Regions from separate parts of the Homo sapiens genome. Here all the other regions are linked to region 1. The links are chromatin contacts, found by Hi-C or POLR2A ChIA-PET in ENCODE. All regions are on one chromosome and are shown on one strand. Each heading gives the region's core, a stretch centred on a gene start or an enhancer-like site at or near the end of the contact. The rest is flanking DNA. Distances are from core to core; before and after follow the strand shown. Region 1 overlaps CBFA2T3 (CBFA2/RUNX1 partner transcriptional co-repressor 3). Region 2 holds the start of TRAPPC2L (trafficking protein particle complex subunit 2L). Region 3 has its middle 49 kb from the start of CBFA2T3. Region 4 holds the start of APRT (adenine phosphoribosyltransferase).

Region 1 (2,700 bases), core at 151-2,650:
GGGACCTGGTGGGAGCAGGCAGCTGGGGTGCGCTAGGTGAGGGCGCTGGGGGCCTGTAAAGAGCCGTGTAGAGCTGGTCGGGTCCCAGCTCTGTCCGTCCGCTGTGCACCTTGAGCAGTTCCTTCCTCTCTGGGCCTTTGCTGCCCCATCTGTACGGTGGGAAGAGTGAGAGGTTTATGTTTTCATCGTGATTATATAACAGAACAGCCTCCTGGGTGGGGGTGCTGCCGAGGTTAAATGAGTTAGTATTTTGTTGGCCATGTGAAACCACGCAGGGGCAAAGCCTGTGCCACGGGAACAGTGGTGTCACCGTCTCCGAGGTCGGGATGGGATTCCAGGAAGGGGCCGTCCACCACCCTCCGACGGCTGCAAGCTGGGACCCGGCCTGTAGGCGGGATTTGCCCAGGAACAGGCGTGGGTTGGCTGCTGTCCCGGGCATTGGTGCATTCTTGACCCCGCCCTCGGGAAGGCCTCAAGCATAGCCCTGGCGTGGGATAGGAGAGGCAGACTGCTTGCAGAATGTCTGCCCCGGGCATCAGCATGGCCAGGCCCTGGGACTCAGGTCCTGCCTCCTCTGTGCTGCAAAGGGCAGACAGGATCTAATGCTCCAGGCCCATACAGCCCCTTCCCACTGCGCCCACGCTGGTGCCCGGGGCAGACATGGTGAGTGCACCGAAGCCCTCGGCCCCCTCAATCCTGCTAAGGCAGCAGCAGTCTTCCCGGGGAGGATCCTAGGCCCTGCTGCTGGACAGGACTTTTACTCTGGCTAGACCGGCTCTGAGAGCCCAGCCAGGTCTGGCCATCTCCGCATCCTTAGACTGCAGAAACCTAGGGTGAGAACAGTTTCTGTGGGGGCTGTTTTCCAGGGAGGCATGGGGTACCCTCTTGGGTGAAGACCCTCAGATGCCCTTAGACCGGAAGTACCCCCACCCAAAGTGTGGCGCAGGCCAGCCTCAGCCATTGAACCCAGCTCCCGGGATGTCCTGGCCACGACACGTTTGGTGGCATCGACACCAGCCCTGAAATCAGAGCCCTGGGCTCACGGCTCACCCTGGCCTGTCCCAGTGATTTAACCCTGGACAGGCAGTTGCTTGTGTGGGCCTCAGCTTTGACACGTGTGAACTGGGAGTCAAAATGCGCCGCGCAGAGAGGTCTGGGTGAGACGGGGTGAGGCGTCCCCATTCCCCAGGTAGACATTTAATGAAGCAAGCGAACGAGAAACTGTGTCATTACCACGAAGGCTATGGCGCATATGGGGGGCGTCCCAGGTGCCGCCGAGGAAGCAACTTCAAATGAGGGAGCTGCAGCCGCAAGTCCCCCGGCACCGCGGATGTACGGCTCAGGAAATGGCAGCTGACAGGATCCTAATTCCCAGGGGTCCTGTTTAGGGTGACTCTTATCCTCCTACCACCCCAGCCTTAAGGCAGAACTTCCTGGACAAAATCCAGGCCTCCCCCCAACCGCCCCCCCTCCCTCCCCCAGCAAAATGTGGCCCAAGAAGTGAGCAGGGGGCTGCAGACAGAGAGGGAGGGCAGGAGAGGGGCAGGGGCTGGACCCCACCCAGGGAGATCCCGGGAAGAGGGGCCCACTCGCCGCCCTGGATCGGGAAATCCCGGCTGGCCACGTGCCACCACCTCCCTGCCACCCCATCCGTCACCAGCCAGACACATTTCCGATCCTGCCAAGCTGGGGTGGGGCGGCGTGGCACGGAGGATCGGCTCGGCTTCCCTGCTCCCCCCGCCCATCCTTTCTGCTGCCTGCGTGTAATTAACAGAGTAATTAAAAACAGGATGAGTTAATTGGTATTCATTTATGTGGCAGATGTTTTTAATTGAGGCAGGAAACAATTTACCTGTTTACATCAACAATGGCAGAGGCAGGCTTGTAAAACACATTTTTAAAAATATTTTCCTCCCCTTTCCTAGAAAGAATTGAAATCACTTGGTCTCCCTTGCCCCAGGCCTCCGCCCTGTGAGAGCCGGGCAGGCCTTGCCTGGGGGAAGGCCCAGGGTGGGGGCGGAGCAGGGAGGTTCCGCCAAGAGGAAACATCTGTTTAAAAGGTTTGCCTCCAGAGCAGCCTGTTTTCTTTAAACTCAGAGAAAGGATGTGTTGTTCCAGGTTGTGGAGACACCCGTCCCGCTGCTCTCCAAGATGCCTCCCCAGTGAGTTTGGCCCTGCTGTTTAATGTAGCCCCCTGGCGAGGGGCTTGGCCTCCAGGAGGGCGGGAGGCAGCCTCAGGTGGGCCTGGCTGGAGGAAGACCACCCAGCTGGGGCTGGCAAGCAGGCAGGGCAGGGAGGGGCTGGGGACCCAGTCCTCCTGGCAGAATCCAGGAGCAGGCAGGTGTGGCTGCCCCACGGGGAGGCAGAGGCCGCCCTTGTCCACCTGCACTTTTGGTGCCTTTGGCATTGCGTGGTGGGGCCTCCTGCCACTCCGTCACCATGCACCACCTGTGGCCGTTGGAGTTTGAATTAATTAAGATGAAATATTCCTGGCCAGGGGTGGTGGCTTCCGCCTGTAATCCCAGCACTTTGAGAAGCCGAGGTGGGCGGATCACTTGAGGTCAGGAGTTCGAGACCAGCCTGGCCAACATGGTGAAACCCAGTCTCTATTTAAAAAAAAAAAAAAAAAAAATTGGCCGGGTATGGTGGTGGGCACCTGTAACCTCAGCTACTCGGGAGGCTGAGGCACAAGAATCACTT
Region 2 (2,700 bases), core at 183-2,682, 65 kb after region 1:
GAACTATGCTGCAGAGCCGTGACCTGCAGCCACCCGGGGAACGCATTCCCATGCTCTAAGGCCCACCGCTTCATTCTCTATGCCGCAGTGGGCACTGCCTTCAGGGGATCCCAGCTAACCTAAGGAGATTTATGTGTTGTTTGCAAAGCAGCAGCAGTAGGGTGGGCGGAAAAGAAAAAATGAATCAGAAAAATGGGCCTGAGCACAGCCTGCCGATCAAGCCTGGCACCTGGGCACGCCTCTCACCTTCTCCTGGAGGCCACTCTGCCTCAGCCCACCTCTAACTCTGCATGGCTCACCCAAATACAGCACCCTCAATACTGGCTTTTCTTCACCTTGACAGTGACCCTTTTACTAAACCCTTCAAGACTCAGCTCAAATTCCCTTCATCTCTGCATTTCTGACCATTGGAAGCCCAGAATTAACAGCTTCTTTCTCGGTCTTTCACACACCACCATTTACCCTGTGTGTGTTCAGCACTGGGTCCTGCACAAATACAGTGAACAAGAGTCCTCGCTACCCTCGTGGGGAGTGATACCTAGTCAATAAACCCACAAACAAGCAAATGATCATCTTGGCCAAGAGGGAAGCCCATGAGCAGCTTAGCAGCAGCCACCGCCCAGCAGGGAGCGGTCTCGAGTCTGGTCTCGGGAGACCCTGGCTAGGAAATGAAGGCTCCGTGCAGCAGGAGCGTGTGGGCAGCCACCCAGCTCAGTCTTAGCCTTCAGAAAATGCTTTCCAGTTGAAATGTATGTGGGCCAGTAAAGAGGATGGGAGCTGGGGAGAGGTGTTCCGCGTGCAAAGGCCCACAGGTGAGAGGGCAGAGCATGTCCAGGGAGCTGCAGAATTGTTTGGTTGGAGCGGAGAGTGCCAAGGGTTATGGGGGGAAAGGATCCCAGAGCAGGTTATTCAGACAGCATCCTAAGGCAACGAGAAGCCACTGCAGAGGTCTCAGGCAGAGGCGTGACAGGATCCGATTTGTTTTTAACTCGGCTCCGGGGAGACTGGCAGGAGGGCCGGGGCCGCCGTCCGCGGGGAACCAGCGCTGGACGGGAGAACGGGCAGAACCTGCTGAGGACGGAGGACGGAGGTAGTGCCCGGGACCACCTAGGTTTCTGGTGGGTCCTGGCGGGGAGGAGACCTGCTGCGCCGAGGGGTGCGTTCAGCAGCGGGACGGGCGAGCGCGGAACTGGGGTCTCAGTCAGGGTCTGCCTGGCGGCTCGTCCACCGCGAAGCCCCTGACCGCTGGAGCTCGGCGAAGGCCTCCTCCAGGTCCCATTTCCTAAGGTGCCTTCTAAGCCCAGGGAAGAAGTAGAAAGAAAGCGGAGAGCCGAGGATGGTGCGAGCCCGGACGCCCCACGCCGCGCGTACGCACCTCCTTGGCAATCACCGCGATGCACACCGCCATCTTGGGAGGCTCGGCGCCAGGCACCGCGTCACGTGACCCGCCGCTGGTCACGCGGCCTCCAAAGCCCCGCCCCATCCGCACACAGCTGGCTCAGGCCCCGCCCCACTGGTCACGAGGCAGTCCAGGCCCCGCCTCCCGTCCCTCCGCGGACTCTGGCCCCGCCCCGCGAGTCACGTGGCCGTCCAGGCCCCGCCCCGCAGCCCAGCCGGAAGGGCCGGCGGACGCTCGCTAGGTCGGCTCGCTGGCCGGGGCTCCGCGGCTCCCGTGGTTGCCATGGCGGCGGTTGTCGCGGCGACGAGGTGGTGGCAGCTGTTGCTGGTGCTCAGCGCCGCGGGGATGGGGGCCTCGGGCGCCCCGCAGCCCCCCAACATCCTGCTCCTGCTCATGGACGACGTGAGTGCGGGCGGTGGGACGGGGCAGGGCCGGGGTGGGGCGGGGAGGGGAGGGGCGGATGGAGGGAGGAGCGAGGTGGGGGAAGGGCGGGCGGGGTGGGGGGAGAGGTGAGGGGAGGCCCCTTGGGGAAGGGGGGAGGCCCCGCGCGGGGAGGAGGAGGGGGAGGGGACGGGGGGTATCCCCGTGCGGGGAGGGGGAGGCCCCTCGGGGAGTGGCCGCGGGGTCCAGGCGTGGGGTCTCGGCGGTCACCGATCACCACACGCGCTGCCACTGTGCTGCATGACCGGGACAGCGTCCTCCCTGGCAGGTGGGTGGCCGGCGTGCTACCGGGCCCTGCCTCCCCCGTCTGACCTTTCCCGCCCTCTACTCTTGGGAAAGGTGGGCGCGCAGCGTGGCCTCCCCAAAGGGAGGAAGAGGCTGCTCCTGCCGCCCTGCCTGAGAGCTGCGTCGCCCTAGGAATCACTCCCGCCACCTCGGGCCGCCGGGTCCCCCCGCTGGGCTCCAGTCTTACCTGACGGCTGTCTCTGTCCTCTGGAGAATGCTGAGCGAAGGTCAGGTGTCCCTAAGGTCTGAAGAACTGAAAGGCTGGAATGTCTCCTGGTGGGCAAGTGCGGGGTCAGGGGTCACAGCCAGCCTGGAGGCCTCCTTCCCTAACTCCTTGTGGGAGCCACCTGGAGACTCAGGAATGAGCCTGCCTGGGGCATGGGTCACCGTGCAGGACCCCAGACACACCTGGGTTGAAACCCTACTGTCTCCAAGCTTGGGGGTCACTTCCATTCTTGAACCTCAGCTGCCACACCTGGGGGGTTACACCTGTCCCGCCGTGCTCACGTTGTGTGTGAGGACTGGGACGACACCGAGTACCAGACAGTTTTGGGCCGTCGGTGTCGCTCAGCCCC
Region 3 (2,700 bases), core at 81-2,580, 100 kb before region 1:
CAACCAACATGACTTAGTTGACATTGATAGGACACTCCCACCCACCCAGAACAGAACACAAACTTTTTTTTCAAATGCACATAGATCATTCACCATAAAACATGTCAACAAATGAAAAGATTGAAATCATATAAGATATGTTCTCTCACTATAAAGTTAGAAATTAATTACATTAAGATATCTGTAAAATGTCCTTAAATATTTGGAAATTAAACAATAAACTTCTAAATAACATATGGGTAAAACAAGAAATCACAAAGGAAATTAGAAAATATTTTGGACTAATAAAAATGAAAACATGACATATCAAAATTTGGTGCTCTAACCAAAGCAGTGCTTAAAGTTGAATTTATAGCTTTAAATGCTTGTGTTAGCAGACTAAAGGTTGAAAACAAATGATCTAAACTTCCACTTTGAAAATCTAGAAAAAGAACAAATTAAGCTCAAAAAGGATGTATTAAACAGCAAAAATCAACGAAATAGAAAATGAACAAACCATAGAGAAAAGTCAAGAAATTCACAAGTTAGGTCATTGAAAATATTGATAAAATTGATAAACTCCTAGATTACTAGAGAGACAGAATATAAATGACCAGTAACAGGAATGAAAGATAACACATTGCCACAGACCCTGTAGGTATTAAAAGGAGAATTAGGGAATATTCTGAACAACTTTATGCCAATAAACTTGACAGTAGAGGGAATGGACAAATTTCTAGGGCGTTCAATACTCCTCTCTCAGCAACAGAATGTGTAGACAGAAAATCAGCAAGGATGCAAAAGACAAACACAACATATCAACCAACATGACCTAGTTGGCATTAATAGGATGCTCCCACCCACCCAGAACACATACTTTTTTTTTCAAATGTACTTAGATCATTCACTATAAAACATGTCAATAAATTCAAAAGATTTAAATCATTTAAGGTTTAAATCTTCTGAGATTTAAAAGACACAAATTACCAGAACTGACACAAGAAGAAATAGAAACTCTGAAAGGACATCTGATTTTTAAAAAAAATGGCAATCATAATTGAAAACCTCCCCCACTGAAAGAATAGGTTGTTTGGTTCTGGGAAGGATGAGTCATCAGCTTTTACTGAAGAACAGTCTGGAAAGATTGAATGCAATTGGGGCAATGGTGAGAACAGTCACTGTCATGAACCATTTCTACAGCATCTACCACAGCCACGACACCTGGTGATTTACTGACCATTTCTTACAACCCTGAGTCATAGACGAGGTAAGTGGCTGAGTGTTTCAGTGCCTTGCCAAAGTCACACAGGAAGTGGCAGAACTGTCTTCACACCTCACGTCAGGGAAGGTACTCAGAGCCTGGCTCCCTCATCTCCTTTTCTCTCTCACGCATGAGTGTTTGGTGCAAAAGACAAAGGCTCGTATGAGAAGAGAGGAAACTGTGGAACCCACTGAAATCTTTCAACACTGCCCTTGGTGGGATTCCCTCCTGTTGTCTAGACTCTTCTGCAACATGAGCTCCTCGAGATAAGGAACTGCATTTTAAATAATACTAAAATAAATACAAAACCAAAAATAGGCATATACATGGATATGATAACCATAGACTTTGTTCTCCAAACCAAAAACCCTTTGCTGGCTGAGAGAGTGCGGTGTTGGTAGTAACCTCAGGCAGGGACCTGAGAACCAAGGATAAGCAGCCCACCTAGGGCAGCGGTGGATGGCAACCCCACCCTCCAGGAGCTTAACGTAATACCCCTCTTATTCACAGCCCCCCAGAGTTGCCTGACTGCACTTCACAAGCATCCATTCCCTTGGGCCTCTCATCCTCCCAGGGAAGCAGGTGGGCACTATTGTGATTATTATTTTATTTATTTATTGGTCACAGTGCAGTGGTCCGATCTTGGCTCACTGCAACCTCTGCCTCCCAGGTTCAAGCAATTCTCCAGCCTCAGCCTCCCGAGTAGATGGGACTACAGGCATGCACCACCACACCCAGCTAATTTTTATATTTTTAGTAGAGAAGGGGTTTCACCATGTTGGCCAGGCTGGTCTGGAACTCCTGACCGCAGGTGATCTGCCTGCCTCAGCCTCCCAAAGTGCTGGGATGACAGACGTGAGCCACCGCGCCCAGCCTGGACATTATTATTATTCCCATTTCACCAGAGACGAAAACAAGACCAAACAGGTTGTTGATTTTCTTGAGATCAGAGAGCAGGGACCCATTCCAGGTTCCTCATGGCACAGTGCACTCTTTCTGTGAAAGCTTTTACCTCTCCTGTGATTTTCGGAAAAATTGGAAAAGCCAAACACAAAATGAAAGCTCACAACACCTTTTTGTTTCCCTTTTTGCTTCAGGTGCCAGGAAGTCCAGAACAAAACCTTAGGATGGTTTGGAGCACGATGATCCCTGCAACCTCTGTGATAACCTGCTAGTTCCATTCCCACTGTTCTGGTTTTTGTGTGTGTGTGTGTGCCTCTGCGATAACCTGCTAGCTCCATTTCCACTGTTCTGTTTTTCTCGTGCCTCTGCGATCACCTGCTAGTTCTATTTACACTATTCTGTTTTTCTTGTGCCTCTGCGATAAACTGCTAGTTCTGTTTCCAATGTTCTGTTTTTTTCTTGCATTTCCCAAACCCCTTTTGGAAGCAGATGGGTACAAGCTATAAATAACTTATTTAAAGGAATCAATCTGTGTGCACAGGTGGGCCTCGGCATCT
Region 4 (2,700 bases), core at 201-2,700, 110 kb after region 1:
GGCTGAAGTGTAGCTCACACACTTGGACCGGTGGGGCCGGCTCATGTGGCAGCTTCCCCGGGGACGTGAGGATGTCAGGGTCCTCCATTTCCACCTTCCCTAGGGGTCTGGAGCCCAGGCCCCAGGCCTTGCCAGCCCTGACCACCGCACACTGCGAGGCAGCCGCCCCTACCACGCCCCTTGGCATCAGACGATGGGTCCCCCACCCGCCCTGGAACCGGGGCCCCAGCAGCCGCATGCAGCCTCCGGCCTCCCCCTCCGAAGGCTCCTGGGGGCTGCCTTCCACTGAGTGGGTTTTCCCTTCTGCAGTAACTGCCAGGCCAAAGCTGAATTGTAAAAGTTGCGAAATGATGGGCCGGGCGCGGTGGCTCACGCCTGTAATCCCGGCACTTTGGGAGGCCGAAGCGGGCAGATCACGGGGTCAGGAGATCGAGACCATCCTGGCTAACACAGTGAAACTGCGTCTCTACTAAAAATACAAAAAATTAGCAGGGCGTGGTGGCGGGCTCCTGTAGTCCCAGCTACTCGGGAGGCTGAGGCGGGAGAATGGCCGGAACCCAGGAGGTGGAGCTTGCAGTGAGCCCAGATGGCGCCACTGTGCTCCATCCTGGGCGACAGAGCGAGAGTCCTTCTCAAAAAAAAGTTGCGAAATGAAGAAAAGTCTTGGAATAGAGCACAAGGCATTTTAGCTCTGGGGATTTTCTTGAAAGGAAATTGTGTTTGGGGGGAGTTATGCCTCACACAACCCCCTGGGTACCAGTCCTCGGGCGGCCAGGGGGTTCACAGCTCCCCACCCCAAGGCTAAGGGGTCACCTGGCCTCTGCAGGCGGACAGAAGGGCTTCTGCCCTCGCGGATGCGCGCCCTGGCCTGGCCACACCTTCCGGCCTCCCTCCCCCGGGTCCGGGCGGGGAAGAGCCGCCTCAACGGCAGGGCCCATCCGCGAGAGGCCAGCGCCCCCGGCCGGTCCAGCCCAGGCCCGCCGCCTCCGCCCTGGGCTGCTCCCTCCGGGCCCTGCACCGCCCTCCTGCTACTTGGACCGCTTCCTCACGCCCTTCTCCACCCCGCGCGCCAGCCTCCCGCGCGCAGCGTGGGGATCTCGGCCAATAAAGGAGAAAGGGCGCGGCCCGTACGCGCGCCAGGTGCGTGGGCGAGACCAGCTCACGCCCCTCCTCCAGCCGCCAAGGCCCCGGCCCACAGCTGCCTGGCTGCAGTCAGAAGCGTAGCCCGAGACAAGGAAGGGCGCCTTGACTCGCACTTTTGTCCGGTTCGAACGTTCTGCTCAGTGGTGCGTGGAATGCGAGCGCGTCTTAAAATCGATGGCGCCTAGGAGTCCATGAAATACGGTACAGGCTTCCGGCGACGGATGCCCCGCCCCTCACCCACGCTCCGCCCTCCGGGGATGCCCCACCCCTCGTGGCGGTCCCGCCCGTCCCCGCGCAGGCGCGCTCGGGCTGCCGCTGGCTCTTCGCACGCGGCCATGGCCGACTCCGAGCTGCAGCTGGTTGAGCAGCGGATCCGCAGCTTCCCCGACTTCCCCACCCCAGGCGTGGTATTCAGGTGCACGCACAGGCCGCCCTCGTGGCGCCCCGACCTGCGGGCCTACGGATGGGAGCGCGTGGCCCGCGACCTCCGGGCGGGCGGGGCGGGAACCCTCGTCTTTCGCCCCCGGGGCCCTGCCCTCCTTCGGCCCCGGCGTCACCAGGCCTGTCCTTGGGTCCAGGGACATCTCGCCCGTCCTGAAGGACCCCGCCTCCTTCCGCGCCGCCATCGGCCTCCTGGCGCGACACCTGAAGGCGACCCACGGGGGCCGCATCGACTACATCGCAGGCGAGTGCCCAGTGGCCGCATCTAGGGCGCTTCCGCCTCTGCGCGCGCCGAGGGCAGCACGTGGGCTCTGCGCGTCTGCTTGGGGGAGGGCCTTTGGGGTGCTTCAGGGGGCGCCGGGACGGGCGCCGTGCTTGGGTCGCCCGGGAAGGGTTGTGAGATTGAGCCCCCGAGGCCGCCGCGCTGTGCAGGCGTCCTTCCCGCAGGTTCCGGGTCCCCAGCCCAGGACAGGCGTGACCGAGTTGCCGGGTCAGTTGGTCTCCCTGGAGTGCCCAAGCTGAATCCACAGGGCCCAGCTGCCTTGCTTCTTGTTCCTTCTGCGAGCTGGTATTGAGCGCCTGCCACGAGCCAGGCCTTCCCTGGTGAAGATCACGGAATGCCCACCCAGGGAAGGGAGGCCTGGAGGCCTCCGGGAGAGCCCAAGAGGTGGCCCAGGGAGAACAGAGTGTTCCTGGCCGTCTTGCCTCTCCTAGGGTGTGACAGCCCACTCCCTGGACACTGCCCTGAGGAAAGCGCCAGCTCTTGCTGGAGCCACAACACTGCCAGAGCTCCCTTCTCACCTCCTGCAGGAAGCCCTCCCTGACCTCCTGCCAGGCCGGGGCAGGGTTTCCCTGAGCGTCCCCCAACCATCACAGCTCAGGCCACCTCGAGAGACTCCCTTTTTAGACAGAAGCCCTGGTGCAGAGCTGCCTTTGAGAGTAAGCTGAGGCCTGTCAGGTTTCTACCAGCCCAGTTACAGATGGGCTGCTCAGCTCAGAGAGAGGGGTGGTGACTCCCCTAGGAACACACAGCTAAGAAGTGGTCCCTTAAAAGACAGACCCAGGTCTGCACTCTGACCTGGAAGCAGCTCCGGGTAGGTGATGGGTAACATTCCT

What was found. Hi-C counts contacts between places; a loop is a spot of excess contacts on that map. ChIA-PET counts read pairs that join two places held with the same protein, here RNA polymerase II (POLR2A). Pooled maps may share reads with other maps.
Region 2: a loop to region 1 is called in a map of endothelial cell of umbilical vein, with 8 times the contacts of the local background. The contact joins the promoter of TRAPPC2L here to the enhancer-like site in region 1. A Hi-C loop is called at or near these places in 8 of 168 maps with a recorded cell type or tissue (B cell, GM12878, IMR-90 and 5 more), 7 of 37 single-sample maps with no recorded cell type and 17 of 50 pooled maps. POLR2A ChIA-PET finds 5 or more read pairs at or near these places in 5 of 52 experiments (Caco-2, HepG2, RWPE1 and 2 more).
Region 3: a pooled map shows a loop between it and region 1 (2.0-fold over the local background). The contact joins two enhancer-like sites. A Hi-C loop is called at or near these places in 3 of 50 pooled maps. POLR2A ChIA-PET finds 5 or more read pairs at or near these places in 2 of 52 experiments (K562 and activated B cell).
Region 4: a map of endothelial cell of umbilical vein shows a loop between it and region 1 (3-fold over the local background). The contact joins the promoter of APRT here to the enhancer-like site in region 1. A Hi-C loop is called at or near these places in 8 of 168 maps with a recorded cell type or tissue (B cell, endothelial cell of umbilical vein, heart left ventricle and 3 more), 8 of 37 single-sample maps with no recorded cell type and 15 of 50 pooled maps. POLR2A ChIA-PET finds 5 or more read pairs at or near these places in 2 of 52 experiments (BJ and OCI-LY7).

What each region holds. Positions count from the first base shown.
Region 1 is chr16:88,920,376-88,923,075 of GRCh38, reverse strand. The region is part of intron 1 of CBFA2T3 (CBFA2/RUNX1 partner transcriptional co-repressor 3); the gene reads left to right. Among named protein-coding and RNA genes, the nearest start is that of PABPN1L, 55 kb to the right of the region's middle. RefSeq lists enhancers at 1-91, 1,297-1,376. Within about 2 kb of position 1,400, at least 21 of the 41 ENCODE cell types and tissues checked have a DNase peak (open chromatin) inside an H3K27ac peak, as active enhancers do; they include B cell, endothelial cell of umbilical vein, heart left ventricle and 2 more, where a contact is called at or near this core.
Region 2 is chr16:88,855,859-88,858,558 of GRCh38, reverse strand. It overlaps TRAPPC2L (trafficking protein particle complex subunit 2L), which reads right to left and starts at 1,432. Exons shown (of 5, transcript NM_001318525.2): 1 at 1,376-1,432. The coding sequence starts at 1,408. GALNS (galactosamine (N-acetyl)-6-sulfatase) reads left to right here and starts at 1,612. Exons shown (of 14, transcript NM_000512.5): 1 at 1,612-1,801. The coding sequence starts at 1,682. It overlaps LOC107983950 (a long non-coding RNA gene), which reads left to right and starts at 1,979. Exons shown (of 2, transcript XR_933884.3): 1 at 1,979-2,108; 2 at 2,258-2,700. RefSeq lists a silencer at 1,480-1,879.
Region 3 is chr16:89,024,846-89,027,545 of GRCh38, reverse strand. No RefSeq gene overlaps it. Among named protein-coding and RNA genes, the nearest start is that of CBFA2T3, 49 kb to the right of the region's middle. RefSeq lists a silencer at 1,202-1,281. Within about 2 kb of position 1,330, at least 2 of the 41 ENCODE cell types and tissues checked have a DNase peak (open chromatin) inside an H3K27ac peak, as active enhancers do.
Region 4 is chr16:88,810,678-88,813,377 of GRCh38, reverse strand. It overlaps APRT (adenine phosphoribosyltransferase), which reads left to right and starts at 1,450. Exons shown (of 5, transcript NM_000485.3): 1 at 1,450-1,558; 2 at 1,722-1,828. The coding sequence starts at 1,479. RefSeq lists enhancers at 1-390, 391-1,075, 2,581-2,700 and silencers at 788-1,047, 1,298-1,697.